Linked DNA regions of Mus musculus: all the other regions are linked to region 3. The links are chromatin loops, found by intact Hi-C in ENCODE. Cell type or tissue: left cerebral cortex. All regions are shown on one strand. Region 1 overlaps Wdr19 (WD repeat domain 19). Region 2 overlaps Wdr19 (WD repeat domain 19). Region 3 overlaps Gm31889 (a long non-coding RNA gene). Region 4 overlaps Fam114a1 (family with sequence similarity 114, member A1).

The links. A loop is a pair of places that touch in the nucleus more often than their neighbours do. Peaks named below come from ENCODE experiments on the same cell type or tissue, not always from the same donor. Only the 100,000 strongest peaks of a DNase experiment are listed, where the experiment ranks them.
Region 1: it touches region 3 in a loop (3-fold over the local background); 14 of 42 quality-filtered maps call a loop at or near these places.
Region 2: a loop joins it to region 3, with 4 times the contacts of the local background. A loop is called at or near these places in 15 of 42 quality-filtered maps.
Region 4: a loop joins it to region 3, with 3 times the contacts of the local background. A loop is called at or near these places in 4 of 42 quality-filtered maps.

The regions. Positions count from the first base shown.
Region 1 is chr5:65,212,107-65,214,606 of GRCm38, reverse strand. It overlaps Wdr19 (WD repeat domain 19), which reads right to left. Exons shown (of 37, transcript NM_153391.2): 5 at 1,677-1,792. Among named protein-coding and RNA genes, the nearest start is that of Wdr19, 14 kb to the right of the region's middle. In left cerebral cortex, a CTCF peak has its summit at 1,034 (motif pointing right); a DNase peak (open chromatin) is centred at 1,077.
Region 2 is chr5:65,253,868-65,256,367 of GRCm38, reverse strand. It overlaps Wdr19 (WD repeat domain 19), which reads right to left. Exons shown (of 37, transcript NM_153391.2): 32 at 1,236-1,317; 33 at 1-87. Among named protein-coding and RNA genes, the nearest start is that of Wdr19, 55 kb to the right of the region's middle. In left cerebral cortex, no CTCF peak of the experiment used is centred here; no DNase peak of the experiment used is centred here.
Region 3 is chr5:64,882,507-64,885,006 of GRCm38, reverse strand. The region is part of intron 3 of Gm31889 (a long non-coding RNA gene); the gene reads right to left. Among named protein-coding and RNA genes, the nearest start is that of Gm31889, 4.2 kb to the right of the region's middle. In left cerebral cortex, CTCF peaks have their summits at 537 and 1,374 (motif pointing left); DNase peaks (open chromatin) are centred at 587 and 1,356; H3K27ac peaks cover 363 bases.
Region 4 is chr5:64,991,316-64,993,815 of GRCm38, reverse strand. All of the region lies in intron 2 of Fam114a1 (family with sequence similarity 114, member A1), which reads right to left. It overlaps Gm32374 (a long non-coding RNA gene), which reads left to right. Exons shown (of 3, transcript XR_003955930.1): 3 at 282-1,425. Among named protein-coding and RNA genes, the nearest start is that of Mir574, 22 kb to the right of the region's middle. In left cerebral cortex, a CTCF peak has its summit at 1,082; a DNase peak (open chromatin) is centred at 1,031.

The DNA.
Region 1 (2,500 bases), 330 kb before region 3:
TAACATGTGTACATATCAGAACACTGCATAGCAAGAAATGCCAGTATCTTGTTGAGCTCAAAGGCACAGATCAGTACAGCATGAAATGCATATTTGGTTACTATCCAGTGCTGGTGGATCGAGCACCCCAAGGTGGGATGACCTGATCTTAAGAAAGGTTAAGAAGAGGAGCTGGAGAGAGAGCCCAGGGGTTACGAGCATTTGCTCTTTCCCCAGAGGACCCAACCTCAGTTCCCAGCACCCAGAGCAGGTGGTTTAAAACCATCTGTAATCTCAGCTCCAGTGGATTCAACGCCTCTGGCCATTACAGCATCTGCACTCATGTGTAGCAAAACCTAAACATAGTTTAAAATAATAAAGACAAATCTTTTTTAAACAGTCAAAAGGAAACAGAGCTGAGCCACGAATCCCAAACAAGCATGAGAGAGGCAACAATATACTCATCTAATGGTCCTGACATGGCAATTAATTCTAGTCTTTTCAGGTATGTTTTCATATGATTATTAAGTAAAAATATGGTGCTGGACTATGGTGGCACACACCTTTAATCCCAGCATTAGGGAGGCAGGGACAGGCAAATCTCTCTGAGTTCGAGGCTAGCCTGGTCTACAGAGAGTTTTAGGACAGCCAGGGCAAAGAGAGAAACCTTGTCTTGAAAAAAAAAATGTGGCAGAATCATATTCATATTAAATACAGATTACACACAACATTGTGTTCATATGACAGCCTGATATGAGAATGATCATGCTCTGACATACTATTTCCATACACATCCAGTGTCCAAATCTCTGGGGCTTATAAATGTACTGGAAGACATTTTCAGAGATAAAGTGGGAATCAGAATGCCTACAGGGGTCATACAATTTGTGTGGAAAAGGCTGATTTTTTAACTGGGAGAAAATTTTAGTTTGGTCTAATAGATTAATGATGCTTCTATTTATCTCTCATCACTAAAAATTAAAATTAATACTAAAGAGAGACATGTGAAAATAATTTAAAATGACGCTATGCTCTTAATGGGAAGCACTTCCTCAAGTGTCCTGTAGGTGTCGCTATCTCCAGCGTTTGCTGACTCCCTTAGTGGAGGGGATGCTTTTCTGGCCGCCTGCGTGCAGTTAGCCCTGCTCACTCTACCGCTCATCAGAATGATGCTACAGTGAAGAGGGTCAATCTTCCTGGGTATTCAAGGGGCCAAGGCCAAGTGAACAGAGGGGGAAGGAATCAGAGCACTCCATGCAAGGTCACACGGGCAAACTACTCACATTCCAAAGTCTGCACTCAAGATGGATATTCCCCATGTAAGCAGGCACTGAACACTTTGGTTAACTCACTATGTGGATTAAAATTAGTATATGGTAGAATACAGCCACACTGACTAAAATTAACTAACATGTGGGGTCAACAGGTGTTGATACACATATGAGCTATTCTATGTCTAGAGATACAACCTGGGTGTGAGAGGGGAAATGGGTACCATTAATGTCCTGATGGCCAAAGACACAGGCTGACCTTAACTCAGGAAATCTTAGCAAGCAGGAGAGGGATCCTCTTGGACAGGTATCTAAGATGGACCAGGGAAACATTTTTCTGTGCCATCTCAGGGAAATCCCAGACAATGGAACCAACTCTCAGAACAGCATTGCCAACGTGTAGCAGTGTTTCCAGGTAGAACCTACCAAGAACAGGAATCTTTCGAGATGTCTGATGATTATAAATGAGCAAATTTCCTTTAATGGTCCCAACAGCCAGGAAACTTCCAATTTTTGACCAAAGAAGGAAAGACATTTGATCCCTGTAACATTAAGAGATATGTTACAGAACAGTTCACAACATAAACCCCTTAAGAATCCTCTAAGAAATACTTCATGTATAACTTTAACTTCTGCTTAGAAGCTGAAGTGCGACATTATAGCTCATGAGCTTTTAGCTGTAATATCAGCACTCGGGAGGCAGAGGCAGGCAGGTCTCTGGGAGTCCGAGGCCAGCCATGGCTACACAGTAAGACTCTGTCTCAAGAAAAAAACAAAACAAAACAAAAAATAAACCAAAAACTCGCACAGCTTATGGTTTTTAGATGAAGGCTACATGCTAAAAAGAATTTTGGAGGTGTCAGAGAGATGGCCCAGAAGCTAAGAACACTATCTGGACCCATGTTTGATTACCAGCACTGCCCCCATGGTAACACCAGTTGCTGGAGAGCTAATACCCACTTCTGGCCTCTGAAGGTACAGGAATACATGTGGTTTACAGTCATACATGCTGGCAAGACCATGCATAGAAGGGGAAATTTACATATAATATAAATAAATTAATTAATTAAAAGAAAAACTGGAGGCAGAATATCATCTTGGCAGCAGGTAGACTCAAAATAACAACAACAACAACAATAATAATGAATGTAGACTTTGTTATAGAACTTCAAATTTATAAGGTGACAGTCTTGAGACCTCAGTTTCTTCAAAACGGAGAACTGGTTTTGGAATGTGTTTGCACACTCCTT
Region 2 (2,500 bases), 370 kb before region 3:
TCAGCATAGCTGCAAAGCTGAAGGCAGAGTTTTTCAGGCCTGCCCTATGACACTCAATCACAGTAGACGTCAGGATAGGCACGATGTCTGCAAGACAGCAAGAGCGGACAGCAGCTGAGTGCATGGTAGTCTGGGCTACATGAGCTATCTCAAAAGCAAAGACGTCAGGGAGGTGAACTCTGACCCTCTAGACTTTTGTATGACCTATGAACTAAGAATGGTTTTTACAGTTTTAAATGGTCGAAGGAAATACCAAGATACTTTGTGATATGTTAAGTGCTGTTCAGATATCTGCGTCCAGAAATTAAAGTTCTGTTAGAACCCAGCCCCACGTGTTCACTTACATCTTATTCACACCAAATGGCAGTTAAATAGTTGTGACAGATCAAATGGCTTAGATGTTTAACATCTAATTCTTTACAGCAAGTTTGTTGACACCTGTCACACTGTGCGATGAAGTCTGTTCATTTAAGAATGTTTAGTGACAGTCCATCCAGGAGAAAGGGACCTTTCCCTGAAGCCATGTCCTGCTAGGCTTGGAAACATAAGATACTAATGTGGTCTTGGGCACTTACTCCCTTTGCTCTGGCTTACTTACTATCAAATGAAAACAGGAGCTACATGTACGCACAAGTCCAGAGCCAGCTACCAATAGAGGGACTGTAGACACTGGGCTGTGAGCCTGCCTCTGGGGCCTCAGCTTTGGGGCAGGTCCCCGTTTCCAGGGCTGGTGGGGGTCTTGAGGCACCTATGTATACACGTGCTGGCTCCTCTCTTTCTGGCAGTGAGAACATGTCAGGCAGGAGGTTCCGTGGTGACCAGCTGCCAGTGAAAGCCCTCGGCTGTGAATGTAATGCACTCCTGGTGTACACTTCAGACTTAGTGTCCCAACTTGCTCTGGGGGAGGTATGACTCAGGTTCTGTGTGATTGTCCCCAGAGGGGACTCTGAAAGGCTTGTGCCTGCACTTGGTTTTCTTTAGGCTTTGCCCCAGGCACCTTGTTCTGCTGGCTTAGACCTTAGCTACCGCACTAACGTGCTCAGCCATATTGTGGTTCTGGGACAAGTGTCAAATTTTGGGGTGGTCTTAGGAACTTCAGCCTACTACCTGGAATCATGTGGATACATGATGTCACCACACAGGGAACTGTGAACATGCCTGGTTGGGGAAGTGCACACCTCAGCACCTGTCTGAGGCCTGAGGTGTGCACAGAGCTCTGTGGAGACAGTACTTACGTGATGGGAACTTGCTGATATTGTTGGCCACCCGAATGAGCATGCGCGCTCCCTTCATATGGTCTCCACTCTTAACATGAATCTGAAATAAATTATGTCTTTCATTTTTGCAGCCTTATATTAGCTCCAATGCATGTTTGCTTCCTCAAACAACTTCTTGCTTGTGGCCCAAAACATGGCTAAGCCGAGATTCTCAAGCCTGGCCTGGCTCCTGGTACTGGGATGCTGCCTCCTAATTTTCCCTTCAATAGCTTGTCCCCGGCACCATGGCCCTGTCCTGTGACCTTCAACAGCTTGAACCTGGCACCACAGCTATGTATTGTATTCTGTCTTGGGCCACCCAAGGTAAATTCAGATCCTTGGTCCATCTTTTATGTAGAAACAGGTAAACTGGCCTTTATGGGGCTAACAAATTGTCTAAGTTGTAGTGAGCCCGAGTGCTGAGTGAGTCAAGGTCTAAGAGGGAGGAGAGGAGGGCTTGTGAAAGGAAGTGAGTTGAGCCTATGGCGGGAGGGCCTAAAGCAAGGCAGTTATGAATGGGGCTTGGGAAACAAGAAGGTGGGATAGGATGCAGTGTGTGTGTGTGTGTGGGGGGGGAGGTAGATGCCCAGACCAAAGCCACAAAGATACTGTGACAGGGTTACATTAATCTCTTCAGCCCTGACAGGGTTAAACAGTTTTGTTTGTTGTCATCATCTTTTTTTGTTTTGTTCTGTCTTTTTTCAAGGCAAGGTTTCTCTCTCTGTGTAGCCCTGGCTGTCCTAAAATTTCCTCTGTACACCAGGCTGGCCTCAAACTCAGAGATCTGCCTGCTTCTGCCTCCTGAGCCCTGGGATTAAAGGTGTGCACCACCACCATCCTGCCTTGTTTTGGTTTTTTGAGTCACAGTCTCTCTAGGTAGCCTTAGCTGTCCTGGAACTCACTATGTAGATCAGTCTCTCCTGGGATTCAGAGTTCCACCCCCGTCTGCCTCCCAAGTGCTAGGATTAAAAGTGTGAGCCACATGCCCAGTCCAAGGGTTAAGTGGTTTGGATACCACGGTCACAGATTTTAGAAAGTTCTGGCAGTGCTCCCTTCTGTGTGAGAGACTGGCCTAAAGGTGAAGCCACAGGGTGCTCAGGCATGGAGGGGAGTGACAGGCTGGCTCATCATGGAAGAGTCTGGCCCAGCTGTGCATGGCTCGATCCTTCCAGAATCAGCTTTCCCCACCACCTCGTTCTGAACTTCTTTCTACTTCTGCCTTCATTTTGCTGGATTTGCAGTCC
Region 3 (2,500 bases):
AGAGCCAGCTATTCATATAACTTTGTTTTAAACTATGTTAAGGAAACAAAATGGGAAGAAATGATATGGGAGCTGGGCATGGAACCCAGGGGCTAGACTGTCTAGGATTTGAGAAGGGCTGTGTTTTATCGCCAGCAGCACACGACCAAGCACGGTGGCACACGACTATAATTCCAGGACTTAGGAGAGGAGAGTCAGGAGTATCAGAAGTTCAGGGGCATCCTCAGCTACACAGGAAGTTGAGGGAGGGGGAGGGGAAGGGGAGGGGGAGGGGGGAGAGAAGGAAGGGGGAGGGGGGGAGTGAGAGGGGGAGGGGGAGAGGCAGGAAGGGGGAGGGGAGGGGGAGAGGGGGAGGAGAAGGGGAAGGGGAGGGAGAGGGAGGGGGTGGGAGAGAAAAACCAAATCTAGAAAATAGAAAGTCAGAGTCTGCCAGAGAAGAATAGCAGGAACCATTGATAACAACCTCCTCTCCCTCCTACACACTCCTGTGTCTGCCAAGAAGCAAGGGCCTGCCTGGAGTCAAAGGGCCCTAGTGGACAAGAAGTGGTTTCACTTCACGTGCTATTCCCTGAGAGCCCTTCTCACTTGGGAAAGCAGAAGTTCATGTATTAAAATAGAACGATTGTGCATGTAAGAATAATGCCATCAGCAAAGCGGCTCTTCCTGCTCTAACATTCAGTCATACGGTCTGTGGCTAGCTCTTTCCAGTATGGACTCTGCTGGCATCTCTAGCTTAGCTTTTGACAGGAGAATTTAGGAGTGCTAGCTGAAAAACCTGGCATTGTTTACTGTAAACCCTGTACTGAATTCTCAAATAAATCCTTTGTGCCAGAAAGGTCTAAGAAGGACCCTGCGCTCTGCACAGCTCACCCTGACCAGAGCACCTGCTCAGCTGGTCAGTGCTGGGGTGGCAGTGGGGCGCAGTGTGTGCTGCAACAGGTCTTGGGGATTGGACCGCCCAGGTTTCCTTATCTCTCCCTCTTCCTCCTCCTCCCCCCCCCCCCCCATTGCCTCTTAAAGACAGAGAGCATAGTCCTTTCCCCATCAATTTAGTTTTCCCTCCTTTCCGATCAGGTGTAACAGTAGAGAAATTAAAACTAAACTGGCCTAGAACCAGGGATGGAGTTAATAAAAGATGCTAATCTGAGAGCCTGTTAGAAACACAGCATTTCAGGCTCAACCCAGACCTACAGAACCAGAGCTTTCCTTTCAGCAAGATTGCTCTACTTGCCAGTACACAACAGTTCCAGGAACCCTGGGGGAAAGAAAGCTTTAAAAGAACCTAGGGTTTTTTTTCGGGGGGGGGGGGGGGGGGTTTCCTCTGTGAAATTTTGGATTACAGTGCCATCTTGTGGTCACATCAGTAGTTACACTTGTTCGTTGAAGAGGATGAGCTACCAGAACAACTCAGTAAAGGTCAAAAGGAAAAAAATGAGCAGTAGTCAGAGGTCTGCCATTGCGGTCTCTTTCCACACAGTGTCCATTGAAAATACACAGTTCTTCTCCCAACGGTGCCCTCTCCCCTAATTCAGAAGAGCTGCCGGTGGATCTAGGGGTTTTCTTCATCAGAAGTGGTAGCACACATTCAGGAATTTCGTCCCACTTACACCTTCATGTTTCTAAAACTAAATTATCCTAGAGGGTTAAAAGATCACTGGGTCTACTGAATGAGTTCCAGGACAGCCAGGGCTACTAAGAGAAACCCTGTTTTGAAAAAACCAGAAAACAAAACAAAACAAACAGAGATTATCTAGACAGTGATCCCTCTTTAAGGGTGAGGACTGCTTTCATTTTTTAAATATTTATTTATTTATTTTGTGTGTGTGTGAATGCTGTAGAAACGCCAGAAAGGGGCATTAGTTTTCATTATTGGTGGTTGTGAGCCACCATGTGGTTACTGGGATTTGAACTCAGGACCTGTGGAAGAGCAGTCAATGCTATTAACCGCTGAGCCATCTCTCCAGCCAAGGACTGCTTCATTATTAGAGCTGGCTTTTACTGGGCACCAGCTATGTATCGTGTGCTGTCTAAACTGCTGGTGGATTTACCTATTTGGCCTTCACAGTTCAGCGAGTCAGCCCAGCACGGTGGTACTCACCTGTAGTCCCATCACTTGGGAAGCTGGGGCAGAAGGATGGTCACGATCTACATAGAAAGACCCTTTCTTCAAAACCAAAACAGCAAGAAACAGGCTGGAGGATCTCTGTGAGTTTGAGGCCAGCCAGGGCTACACAGTGAGACTCTGTCCCAACAAATAGACAAGTAGGATGAAGCAGGTGGTCTTTTAACTCTAATCTGCAGGAGCTCACCTGACAATAGCCTTTATCTATATCAGGCTGAGCATCTATCATTTGAAAACCTGAAGTCTGAAATGCTCCAGAATTATTTTTTTTTCCTAAAATGAACTCTTACTCTGTAGCCCAGGCTATCCTGTCTTGCCTCAACCTCCTGTATAGCAGGGTTACAGATGTGAGACACCACATCTGACAAAATCTGACAC
Region 4 (2,500 bases), 110 kb before region 3:
CTATTCACAAACAGATCATAGAAAGCAAAGGAAGAATATATAGACCCACAGTAAGTATATAGGCAAAGTAAGAGAGCTTTTTTATAGGAAGGGAGGGAGGGAGGAGAGGAAGAGGCCTATATAACCTGTAGATTCTGTAACTCCAAGGCTGGCCATCAGTCATCCCCAGTGCCCTTTCCCCTACTGTCTCCCTTGCAGATAAGGGTGGTATACTGCTCAGTTATTCACAAAGATGTACATAAATGTATATAAAAGCCTTTGATTTTGTGATGAATTTTCAGTTACAGCCGTCGCCAATTCTTCCTCCTGTTCTGAGTGTGGAAACGATGCTTGGCAGTGAAGCAGGGAAATTTTCTGCCTCAGGGAAAGGTCAAAGCATCCCTGGTCCTGATGCTGATGGAGCACTGAGCCAACACCGGGAGCTACTCGTCCCCATCTTTTGTATTATGGGAGAAAAATATATCGCTGTTCTGCAAACCACTGAATGTGGATTTTAGTTATTTGTATCTCACTGCATTCCTATTTACCCAGTAAATATCAAATATCATCTATTCAGCAGAGAGATGCGACCAGTGGAAAAGGTCACAGAATTGAATTGCGCAGAATTGAGTCGAGGTTCTGCCACTCTGTGTAATGAGTTACTGAAGCTTTTCTAAGCCCCCATTCATTTGTTACAAAATGCAAGACAAGACAGAGGCGAGCTCCCAGGGACTGGGGAAATGCGCTCAATGATATTGTAAACTTTTGTAAATTGTACCTTGAGTATATGCAATGAATGTTTGACATACATAAAAGAACTCTCAGCACCAATAACCCTGCAGGTCTTGAGATGATTAAAAAATTATTTCCTATGAATTTGTCATCTAAACGCTGCATAAATGTTATGAAACACCAGCTTTAAGGCTGTGAAGAAGGGAGCTTTGCAAGCTGGCTGTCAGCTTTTCCTTCTGTCTGGAAACAGAGAGGGACTTGTCAACATGAGCGGAACGCCCATGACTCGTGACTGTCTGCACTCGTTTGTGGTGTCTGCATTGATTCATCCCATTCGGCAATGGAATCCAGTAGCAACTTTGTACCACCAGGAGGACGGGTGTGAGTTGATGACTAATGTAATTCTTTCACTGGGCCGATCACTGCCTGTGATTAGAAAGAACAATGCACTCAGGGGTGATGGCTTCTGACTCAGATCTACAATATTGACTGTGCCCTGACAGCTGGTAATTGGCTAGTGAATAAAACAGAAAGTCAAATGCTGTGTAATAAGCGACTACTTCAGTTGTGCTTTATTAATAAAGTCCTTGACATTGAGCTGGAACTTCTGGCTAGTTACAAGGAATATCTATAATTAATAGAAAGTCCTCAAGTGGCTAGATGTACACATTTAACAAAAAATATAAACTAAATAAATATCAACCATGAATTATATATCCTAAGTATTGTCTCCACTAACTGGTCATTAGGTGACACACTTAGAAGCCTATAAAATAGTCGCATAAGTCCCATGAGATGGCTCAGGGGGTAAAGGTACTTCCATGTAGGTCTAATGACATGAGTTCAACTCTTGGAATCAACATAAAGGCAGAAGGAAATAACCTTCGAGTCCTCTGACCTCTACATTCGCGCAAACACACACACACACACACACACACACACACACACACACACACACACACACAAGACGAAATAAGCAGAGTGCATCAACTTGCTTCTCACATTATTAAATGCTGCTGGAAAGCTTTGTTTCTCACCTTTCACCTAGATAGCTCTCACCTCCTTTAACACAGACCTTCGGGGCCTAACTCAGAAAGCAGAAGGCATCCTATGAGAACTCACTATGTTGTTGTTTTTCTCTCCTTCCCATAAAATCAGAAGAATGACCTTGTATAGTTGGGGCAAATCAGACTTGGATTGATCGAGGACATCTAAATCATAATTAGAGGGGCTAGAGAGATGCCTCAGCAGTTAAGAGCACTGGCTGCTTTTTCAGAGGACCTAGGTTTAATTCCCAGCATTCACATGGCGACTGGCAACCATCTATAACTGCAGTCCCAGGGGATCGAACGGCCTCTTCTGAAATCTGTGTGCACTAGGCATGCATGTGTTGCATAGACATACATATAGACAAAACACCCATCTACATATAATAAATAAAATTTAAACAAAAAATAAAACACAATTGGTCCTTTGAACAACGGCATCCATTGTGTGATCCTAAGAATATTTAACTATGCAGGGGATTCCATCAAGTTCAAAGTTCCTTAAATAGAGAAGACATCTAAATGTCTAGTATCCCACCTAATATCAAATAGAAAATACTTTTTAGGTTGGTCCTGTGACTTAGTGGTACAGCATTCTCCTGGTTTGAGTAAGGCCCAAGTTCCACTCCTAACACTACCATCACCACCACCCAAATGACCACATCATTTACTGAGGCTGGAGTGTGGCTCTGTCACAAAGCATCTGCCTAGTTTGTGTGAGACCCTGAGTCAGAGCTCTGGGA